2 separate regions of the Homo sapiens genome follow, and region 1 is linked to region 2. Evidence: chromatin loops called from intact Hi-C (ENCODE). Cell type or tissue: dorsolateral prefrontal cortex. All regions are shown on one strand. Each heading gives the region's core, and the rest is flanking DNA. Links, peaks and the distances in the headings are about the cores only.

Evidence for each region. Hi-C counts contacts between places; a loop is a spot of excess contacts. Peaks named below come from ENCODE experiments on the same cell type or tissue, not always from the same donor. Only the 100,000 strongest peaks of a DNase experiment are listed, where the experiment ranks them.
Region 1: a loop joins it to region 2, with 2.4 times the contacts of the local background. A loop is called at or near these places in 3 of 110 quality-filtered maps.

The regions. Positions count from the first base shown.
Region 1 is chr10:78,962,416-78,967,787 of GRCh38, reverse strand. It overlaps ZMIZ1-AS1 (ZMIZ1 antisense RNA 1), which reads left to right. Exons shown (of 10, transcript NR_024431.2): 6 at 4,902-4,964. Among named protein-coding and RNA genes, the nearest start is that of ZMIZ1-AS1, 100 kb to the left of the region's middle. RefSeq lists enhancers at 1-234, 241-740, 2,499-3,059. In dorsolateral prefrontal cortex, for the core only: no CTCF peak of the experiment used is centred there; a DNase peak (open chromatin) is centred at 2,567.
Region 2 is chr10:78,578,003-78,583,374 of GRCh38, reverse strand. No RefSeq gene overlaps it. Among named protein-coding and RNA genes, the nearest start is that of LINC00595, 310 kb to the right of the region's middle. In dorsolateral prefrontal cortex, for the core only: a CTCF peak has its summit at 3,207; DNase peaks (open chromatin) are centred at 3,174, 3,550 and 4,365; H3K27ac peaks cover 2,180 bases.

The sequences.
Region 1 (5,372 bases), core at 236-5,235, 380 kb before region 2:
CCCTCCATGACCTTTCCTCCTAAGCTTCAGCATCAGGTGCCAGGCTTTGAAGGCTGGAAATGCACAGCGCATGGTGCGGGGTCTGGATCTGCACCCCAACTGGATGGGTAGGGTCTGGGGTGATTTGGCCTCTTGGAGTTTCAATTTCCTCAGTTGTAAAATGGGATGCCTTATTCCATCTCTTAAGGTTATTATGAAAATTACAGGTGTCAACAAGACTGCTCTCTCCTGCCTCAGCTTCTGTCTGCCTAGAATGTTTTTCCCTTCCTGGTTGCCTAGATAGCTCTTATTCATTCTTCAGAAGATCTGGGATCAGTGTTACTTCCTCTAGGAAGTCCTCCTTGGTTCTGAGTTCCAGACAGGTTCCCACACTGGTAGAATCCTGGTCTCTTCTGTGTTTCTTATCTATATGTGAGTCTCTATTTAGAGATGGCGCCCCCCCTCCGCCTCAGTAGACTGTGAACTCCATGAGGGCAGGGGCTGTGTCTGCTTCATTCCCCATCATGTCCTTGTACCCGCCTAGGACCCAGAACTTCAAAGGCAACTGGGGAGTATTTGCTAAGTAAATAACAAATTTGAAGTGCCTCATGCCAAGTTAGGATCCCTAAAATAGCAGCTCTTATTAAATGTTGCCCCCAGAGGCCACGTAACCACTCCTCATTTCAGGCCGTCAGTGGGACGTTATATTGCCAGGAAGTTCGGCATCTGGCCTATGCCAGTCCACCTGCCCTGGGGAAGTGCCCACCCATGCTGCGCTTTGCTGTCCTCTCAGCCCCTGGTGCAGGGAGGGCAGGAGAAGAGCCAGGTGAGGTGTGCCTGAGGCCTGAGCCCCCAGTGCTGGTCTCTGTCTGAAGTTCAGCCCTCTGTGCTAGGCCTCCTGGGATCCCTCATGGGCAGGAGGGCAGATGGGAAGTCTGAATCTGAGCACAGCTGGCTAGCTTGCTCGCTGGATAGACAGGCCTTGGCTGCCCCTAAGACCACAGCTAACAGGGTGGTTCTGTGCTCACTGAGGTCACCGGGCTCAGCCCGGGATTCTGGGGTCATTGTCTGTACTTCTCAAGCTTCTGAATCCATTCTCAAGCTTCTGAATCTCCTTGGGCTTCTGAATCCACTTCTGACCACAGATGTGGTGCTCATGTCCCCTTATGAAGCCATCCAGGTCCTGGGTCTTCTATCTCACTCCCCTGGGCCTCCGTTTCTTCATCTGTTAAATGGGAATGTGAACCTCATGAGATGGGTGGGATTTTAAGGATTCAGTGGAACAACTAGCACCCACAGCACTTCACAGTACGTAAAAGCCTGTCCCATCTGTTTTCCTGACAGAATGCAGAGCTCCTTCCCTGGCGGAGCTGGAGACAGATGGGCACTGGGAAGGTGAGATACTCACACAAGAAAGTTCAGAGTGCTGTGGCGTGGGTGCAGCTCAGGCGGGGATGGGCAGCACTCATGTGGATGCGACGTATATGGGGTCCTTTGTGATACAGCCCAGTGGTGGTACCGCGGTCTAGGGTGGACAGACAACTGACAGCAAGTTCTGCTGAATTCTTGGGGGAGACAGTGTCTGGAGCAGTGGTCTCTGCAAGGCCACAGCTTACCTGGCCCTCTCAAATCAGTCACTAGTGTCTAGGGGGTCCCTGAGTGTCAAGAATAACCAGCCTTGGAAATCCTTTGCCCTGGGCCCTGTTCTACTCAGGGAAGGGCCTGCATGGCCTGAGGGCTGGACACACTCGAGAGGGGACACACCTGCTTGTCTGCTCACATGTTCACACATGTACACATGTGTGTACACATGTACATATATACTCTGGATTGACCCCCTCACTTGCATGGACCTGAGTGTCTCATGTCTTTTTCTATGTAGGACACATGGAAAAATGATTCCCAAGCAATTTCCAGGAAGAATATTCTATCTAGTTCCCTCTCACCTCCCACTACCTCCATTTTATAAACTGGGAAACTGAGGCCAGAGAGGGTAAGTGGTTTGCCCAGGGTCCCACAGCAGGAGCAGCAAGTGTGACACCAGGGTGTCCTAACCTGTGTCTGGGACGTCCCAGCCAGGTGACTTCTATCTTGCCAGGGAGTGTGTTACAGCGAGCTCTCCTCAGCTCAGCAACCCCGTTTTACAGATGGGCAAAACCGACCTGGCCATGATCTCATCCAAAGGGCACCCATGTCTCGATCACGCAGAGTCGAGACTCAGGCTCTGAGTGGGAGCCCTGGGCTATGGGTTTTGCCCCACATTGCTGGGAAGTTCCAGGGGTGTAGCTGCTGCCAGGAGAGCTCATTCAGATTGTAACTTACAAATGAAAAGGGAATTTAATAAACAGGGTTCCATGCAGGAGCCCGGGGCCAGCCTTTCCCTGCAGCCACCCACCTGCGGCTGCCTGCCCCAAGGGCCCTCCCCACCAGCTTGGGGCCCCTGTGGCCGGCCAGCAGCCCTGCCTGGGCCTCCTCCCCGCCCTGCCCCCAGTGCTGCTGACACAGGCTCCTTCCTGGCCTCTCACCTCCACAGCCCTCTCCCGCCCTCCCGCTGGCCGGCTGCAGTAACAAGATGCCCTTTGTGTGTGCTGGCAGGGGAGGGGGCTGCGGGCAGGCTCCTGCGTGGCTTCTTGCTGCTGAGTCACAGCTCCCTGCCAGGCTCTGGGAACAGAGTCGCAGGTGACTGGCCAGACGGCACAGAGCCCAAGATCTTGGAGATGACCTCAGACAACCCCTTCCTTGCACGGGAGGGGACGTCGAGTCTCAGAGAGGGGAAGGGGCTGCTGCATGCTTTTCTGGGGGCAAACATCAAGATTGGGCACCTCTTCCTGCAGGTTAAGGGCTCTCAGGCTGGTCCTGTTGTCATAGTAGAGTCCTACTTCTCTCCAGAACAGCCTGAGTGTGTCTGTGTGTCCACATGCATGTGCACACATGCTCACTCATGTCTGTGTTCACGTGTGAGCATCAGGGGTTCAACCGTGTGAGTGTGTCCTTGCGTGAGGCTGTGTGTAAGTGTGTTTGCCCTTCTAGGTCTCCCATGCCTTCTCCCAGAGACACACACGCCTGTTCTCAATGGCATATCTCCTTCCATCTGCTTCTTAGTGCTTACCTGAGCTTCTCCTTGCCCACTGCAGGAGGCACCAGCCCAGGCAAGTGAGTGCCTGTGATGGGCAGCTCATTACCTGACAAGTCACCCCCAGAAACCCAAGGTAGGGTGTCTCTCTGCCCCACTGCACTGTGCTGTGTGGGACTCACCAGCGGGGGCCCAGCCAGAAATGTGTGGTGCTTAGGAAGGTGGGCTCTGGAGACAGGCTGCCTGGGTTTGAATCCTGGCCCTGCCATTTCCTAGCTGTGTGACTTGGGCAAGTTTACTTTTCTTCTCAGAGCCTCTATTTTCTCATCTGTAAAGTGGGGATGATAATAATAGCCTTGCCTCAGGGATTGAGGTTGTACCTCTAAAGATCTTAAAATAGTGTGCAGGTCCTTAAGGAACATTAGCTATTATTATTACTGTTATAGTTGTTCTTGACCCCCAGGGAGCTCTTTGGAGATGCAAGGGGCTGAAGGGGTTGAAGTCTCTGGCAGCATGAGAGGCTCAATTCCCTTGGTCACTGACCAGCAGGCAGTGAAGGGGCGGGGGGCACTCTCCCAGGAAGGAGTCATCTGTTCTGGGCTGTGTCCCCCCCGAGTGGAGCCACCTTCAACAGTATTCCCCAGGAGAGGTCTGCACCATTGGAAGTGACCCCTGGCTCTGTGCATGCTGCCTTCCTAGGTCGCTCAGCTAGAGCAATGGCCAGGCCCTGGGAGGCAGGGCAGGGTGGCCAGACGGCCGGAGCTCCTGCTCCTCCCTCTCCGATGGGCCTTGGCGGGCGGCAGGCTTCCTGTTGCTGCTGCTATGATGCCCCACCTAATGCCGGGGATGGCCATCTGGGCCCAGGGGCTCGAAGAGGGGGCCTGCCGACCATCTGCCTGCTTGGCGTGGGCTGCTTCCGAAGGGCAGCAGGGCGCCTGCCCACAGTAGCTGGGGCAGGAGGAGGCCTCGGGGCTGGTTCTCTGGCCTGGGCAGCCTGTCAGGCTGCAAGCTGCTGCAAGGAGCCCAATCCCCAGAGCTTCCTGCCCTAATTTTCCCTGCATGTATGCACAGGAAGGCTGGCTGCGGTCCCTGCCGTGTGAGCTCAGGGAAGCCTCGCCCTCCCCAGCTGCAGTCTTTCCATCTGTACAGTGGGCAGGCTGGATCCAGTGCTCAGATTTCCATCCAGTCGGCGCTGCCTCTGGGCCTTGGGGCTGACTGGGGGTCCACTTTTTGGGGTGTGGGAGGGTTTCCCAAATGTGTCCTATCCTCCCAGCTCTGACCCTGGGGGCCAGCTCTCCAGCCAACCGTGGAATTACATGAGTCCCTAAATAACCAGCTGCAGGTTAGGTCCAGAGCAGGCGTTCTTGCTCAGCGACAGCCCAGCCCTGGTTCCTTGCATGGTGGTTGCAGGGTGACCAGACACTGCAGAACACCTCTCCAGAGAGGCGGAGACTGGCGAGGATGGAGGAGGCAGCTTCTCACTCACTCAGCAGTTTTCTGAGCATTGTCACTGTCTGACGCTGTGCCTGGTCCCGGGGACATGATGGTGACCCGCCCTTTACAGTGTGATACATTCTAGGGTGGGTGACCTAGCAGGGAGCCCAGCCTGGCCCAGGGGGCCTGAATTACCTCTGAGATGTGACGCCTGAGACCTGAAGGAGAAGTTGGAGTGAGCCGGGGTGTTTACTCTACATAATCGCCTACGAGATAGGTAGCTGCTATCCCTACTTGACGGATGAGGAAAAAGATTCTCAGATAAAACAATATAGAAGCGGCTTTCCTATGGTCACCCAGTAGGTAGCAGAGCTGGGATCTGAACCCTTCCTTGTCTGACTTCAAATTCCATCAGGCCCTGACATTCTCCAGCTTTCATGGTGTTCCTGCAATCCAAGTGCCGCTTATCTCTCTACAGGTGAGGTTAGGGGTTGGGAGGATGTCCTGAGCAGGGAGCACCAACTTCTCTGGCTGCAGGAGGGGAGGGAGGGGGTGGCCGGCTGCCCTGGGTGCCCTTTCTTTCCCTTCCATCCAGGGCTGGAAGAAAGCCATACTTCTGACTCCAGGAAGTGCTTTGGTGGAGCTGGACCGGCTTCTGAGCTGTCTGTGGCGTGAGGCTGGGATAAGTGTTTGGTCACCTGGGATGGGGAGCCACTGGCCTGAGGTGACACAGACAAAGGGGAGCCAGGAGAACCTGTCCTGGCTCACTGTGGAGCACCCCGACCCTGCTCCCCTGCAGCAGGCTCAGCTATAAGGCATTGCCAGCCTAGCCCCGCGGTTTCTTTTGCTGGGATAAATTCAGTGGAAGGAGCTGTGTAAAGGCACA
Region 2 (5,372 bases), core at 89-5,088:
TGTACAAGTGGCCAAGAGAGAGTGTGCACTGAAATCTGACTGTACGAGGAAGATCACTGTTACAAGGGGGCTAAATTAAGGCCATTACCCTGCTTCAATGACTGCTGGATGGGCATTGAACTTTAAGAGGAAGGTTTTCTGATGGATGAGGAGAAAAAGAGTGCTCTTGTAGAGGGACCAGCATACGCAAAAGAATGGAAATACAAAAAACATCTGTGATTTTGAGGAACAGTGAGTAGGTTTAGCTAGAAAGTGAAGTATTTGGGGGAGAAGAATGAAGATGAATGCCCAGGCTGGTTCAGGAGTAGCTGAAGATAGAGAATGAACTGCACAACTTTCTTTTTCAAAATTTGCACTCAGGTTGGGTATAAATGTGGGTGGCTGTGCACATGGTATGGAGCTTGTTTGGGACACTAAAGAGTTTGACTGTGTTAAGAATTTGATCTGGCATGATATGGAAAAAGAGCTGTGGATTGTATTTGGGAGTGCTGGAGTTCCTTGGGCTTGTGTGGCTTGGGTATAAGCATGATCAATGAGACTGTTGAGGTCAAGGCCCTCAGGGTCACTCTCAAGCAAATTAGAATAAGACCTGCTTTATGGCCTCTGTCCCTGGAGTTCCAGGCCAGCTTTGTGGCAGAGCCTGGGCCTTCTTCCAGGTGTGGGATTGAGTTGTCAGTAATTCAAGTCCAGAACTCCACTCTGTGCTATGTGCAAGGGCCTCTGAGGGATGTGTGGCTGAAGGTCTGGCTCTGGTGACTTTGCCACAATCCCTCATCCCTCTCCTGCCTCCTACCAGCTTGGTTCTTCCTCACCAGCAATGCCCCAGAGATACCCACTTCCCTGGCAGCCCCTTCTGCCTGTTCCTGTCACCTGCCTGCTCACCCCAGGACCCTGCCACCCATCCTCAATGCTCCTTGAATCTCTTCTCCGCCTTTCTCATCCCTTTGGAATAATCATTTAAAAAAGAAACCATGCTGCTCTCTTTCCTCAGCCCCATTGAGATCTGCGCTCTCTCTGCTCCTGGCATATTTGATCAATCTTCCTCTCCTTCTTGCCGACTGTCAGGGAAATTGGAATCAGACTTAAACCTGTAATGAGATTAATGTTCTAAAGACAAGCATGTACCTTAGAGTGGAATTGGGGCTGCTGCTCTTTGATAATCTATTCAACTCATTTGGTTCCATCGTTAATAGACAGCTGTGTATTCTGTGATGATTACAATATACATTAATCAAAGACAAGTTACGCTGAGAGTTGAAAATTACACTTCCCTTTTTCCCCTTTGCAGAAAAAAAAAGAAAATATTCCACCACTCAGTGACAAGGAGAAAGGTGCTTAGAGTCGCAGAAAACAAGCAATGAGCCTTTCTGAAAGCTCTTTCTGAAAACAATGACAATTTATCCTGAAATGTCACAGTATCATTAAAATTGTCAAAACAAGAATGAGGATCAGGGAACTGGGTTGGAAAAAGAGTGTCCATAACTTGCATAAGATTCTCTGAGGAGACTTTATCCTCCCAAAAAACTTTCAGAAGTTTCTAGATCAATGATCTTCCAGGTTCCTCTTGGTGTTAACCAGGTGTAATCTTACATTTAACCAGCACTGGAGGATCTTCAAAGTCACAAAACCAACAAAGGCCACTGGACACTTCTCCACTTAGTATTCAAATGAAATTCACCAAGTATTGTTTCTTTTTGCATCCCTGCACAGGACTGGGGCCACTTATAATGACACATAAATGTGCATTAGGAGAAAAGGAGTGAGACTAGTGGGAAGAAGGCCTTCTGGGCTTGGGCTCAGATCGCTTGATTTTTGGGGGCTAGGTTGGCCTTAAAGGCACAGAATTGCTTCACCTTTCTGAACGTCGACATTGCTATCTCAGCAATGGGAAGAGCAATATTTACCAAACAAAGGCAAATCAGGGACTATAGTCAGCAGTGGGGGTAAAATGCTCCATAGAGTGAATTACATCATACAAACACACAATATTGCCCCAACAAAGCAGCTGGCAAGGTGAGGATGGAAGTGTGAGTTCCACATCTAAGTGCAGAGCCTGGGGCCAAGGGCTTTGAATGTTGACTTTGCCACTTGCTAGCACTGTGAACTTTAGAAGCTTAACTTTTTTCTTCCTCGGTTTCTTCATATTTAGACTATGGTCATAATAGTACTTACCTCTTAAGGTCATTGTGTCTCAGGGACACTAGATTAATTCATATATGTAAACAGTTAGATCATGCCTGGACACAGTGGACACTGGGTGTTGGTGATCACCACTATTCACAATCTGCAGTGGAATAGAAAACTACATGCACAAAAACCGGGGGCTAAACATCATGTGTTACAGCAGGGACCACCTCTATTTTGTTCAATCCTCTCTCCCCTGTGCTTATCTGATGTTAGAACACAGGAGATCAGCAAAAATCCTGAATAAATGCACATCAAATGTAACCATTGACTAAGTGAACATCAAATATAACTCAGAACTTCACAGCAGCCCAGCAGCCAGAGAAAGGAGGCAAACATCTTGAGTCGTACAGTTCTCAACAGTTGATAAAAAGAAAGACATACATCCCATCATCAAAAGGTACAAAGTTTTTCCTAGTGCCAATTTATAAAAAGAATGTATCACTTGGGTCCCAGGTTGGTGCCAAATACTCTAATGGATCTAATGGATCATGTCTTCAATAGGAGTTAACTAGAAGATCCAGAAATTTCTTCATCTGACTTTGGGTAACAGCTGGACCATAATATTAACAAACATCTCAGAGCAGGACCTAAATAAATAAGGTCAGGACGGGTGGCTTCTTTGGTCACTTTCATAATATAAGGACCAAACTCATCCATCCTTAGAGTGGAGGTTCTTAACCCATTTTAGAGTCAGAGACCTCTTTAGAGAATCTGATTTAAAAATGAATAAATAAATAAATAAAAACCAATAACTAAAGCCTCTCTCCTAAGAAAAACATACCTGCTCTCAACATTTTGCATACAGCTATAGAGGGGTTCATGGATCCCTAAATCTCATTTATTAATCTATTAACCCGCTAGGCATCTATGAACTGAAAACTAAGAACCACTTAGAGGGGTGGCTGGAGAGATGGCCCTGAGATGCCGTGTGTGGAAACAGCCTTTCAGTGTGCAGTGGTGCAGAAGCGCAGCCATTGTTCTCCACTGTCTCAGCTGGGCTTCCTGCCAGCAGTTGGCTCCAGGCTGAGCTCTCTGGCAAGAGCTTGGAGTATGGATAGCCTCTTTTTCATTGAAGGACAGTCCACATAGTTTGGATCTAAATAGGAAAGTGGTTTAGACAACCGCCCTTTTCACCACCTTCTCAGGGAGTCAGGTCATGGGCCTAACCACCTGATGTCACCAACATCCTTTAGAAGCAGTTTTGGAGGGTTCTCATGAGCTGCAGGTGTGAGGAAGACCCTTCCAGAGCAGGAGTACCTCATCATCATGGGTCTCGGCCATGGAGAGCCATGCCTTAGAGAGACCACGACCTTTCTGGCAGCAATGGCTTCTGGTATCCCTGCCAGAGAACTGGGCAAAGCTGCTTCCAGGTCCCTGGGGAGATTTTCTTGATGAGAGAATTGCTAACTCTCCTCCTGGATGTGGGACCCGCAGCTGCCAAAAACAGACCAGTTTGGATGCGATACAAATTTTCTGCCACTCTTTCTGAGCAAAATTAGACAGTATGAGAATGCTGCTTTTGGTCCTTTCTGTAACACTGGGTGATATTGGCAACAAAGCAGAAAAGTGCCTGCATAACGGCACAAAATGCCTTTCTGGCCTCAGCAACATTCTTCTTCCCTGCCTCAACATATGCTCATCTCGTGCTCCAACTCAGGCACTCCCTACATGTCCATATCATCCCTTGGAATATGAGGCAGCTTCCATTGGTTTTAAGTACATGACATTCCTTTCACCTTTCAATACTCCTCTCAAATACGACCTGCTCTTTGAGCCTTATGGGGTATTCCCACCTAGGAGGCCCACAGCACATCCCATATCTGTTGGCCAAGGGCAACCGTGCTGGTTCATTAGAGCTGGTTCCTCATCCATGTCATGGGGACAAATGATGGCCCATGTAGAAGAGTTGTCACGAGGACTGTGTACCTTAGCATATGTAGAGTGCTTAGAACAAGGCCTGCTGCAGGAAGTCCATGAGTGCCAGCAGCAATGCTAACAATGATTATAGCCAATTAACATCCTGCAAGCACTTTCACGTCCTTTATCTCAGTGAATCATCATCTCAGGTCTCTGAGAATGACATTTGCAAGATGTTGAATCTGAGTCACCTAGAGGGGAACAACTTGTCCACAGATGCAGAGAGGAAGTGACAGGACCAAGGCTCCCCACGCAGCCATCCTCGTGGCTCCTACCAGTCATCACAGCGCCGTGTCTGGAAAAAGTGGGCCTCTGAAGAAGCACTGAATGGAAAGGGGAAAGCTGCCATGAGGGGAAGTTTGCATGTTCAAACTGCCTGCGTTTTACCAGAGGGAGACTTTGTGACAGCCTCTTTAACACCCTTCCTCACCCAAATACATTACAAACAATGTTGCCGCAGCAAATCTCAAATGAGTACATAATGATCAGCACTGACTACAAAGGTGTTACTGGGCCCACCAGCAAGTGACAATGTTATGAAAATCATCCCCTAAGAGAAGATGTCCCCATCCAACTTGAGGGACCAAAGAGTCACAGGGATGGAAGGACTCCAGGAATGTTCTCACAGAAAGGAAAACTCTAAGTCATGCTGGGGATGCTGCTGCTGCCTTGCAGAATGAGTGGGGCCAGAGACTGAAGGACCACTCAGATGTCTGTACCCGTAAACAAATCCTAGTCTCATTTCTAAAATCCAGAGCCCACCTCTACAGCTGCTTACAGGGGTCTCAGCTCTGTGGAGAGGCTGCTGAGGATCTTTATAAACCTGAGATGGCTGATTTCAGCATCAGTGTCTAGGGGAGGTGGGAACTTGGCTTTGTCTGGATATCCAGTCAATATTTATCTTTCAACTCATATTGAATTTAGCATGAAATTTTTTATTCCATACTACCTTGATTGGTATTTAATGAGGCATGAGTTGGATCTAAGAACCAAGTTAAACAACTTCTAGTTCTCTGGCCCAGGCCTATGTGTAGGGACTATGATGGGATAGCCCTAAACCTATAAACACGTGTAAGGATATTTCAAGCCTATAAACAATTTTCATACCCATGCTCTCTTTTGATTCTTAAGGTAACCCTGTGCATTAATCAGGGCATGGATCCTACACACTATGGTGCAGAAAAAGTAAATAGCTTTGTTGCAGGACTTTTCCTTAGTTAGCTAAAGACAGAGTTCTTGTCCGTCCCACGGACACAAAAATTTAGGCT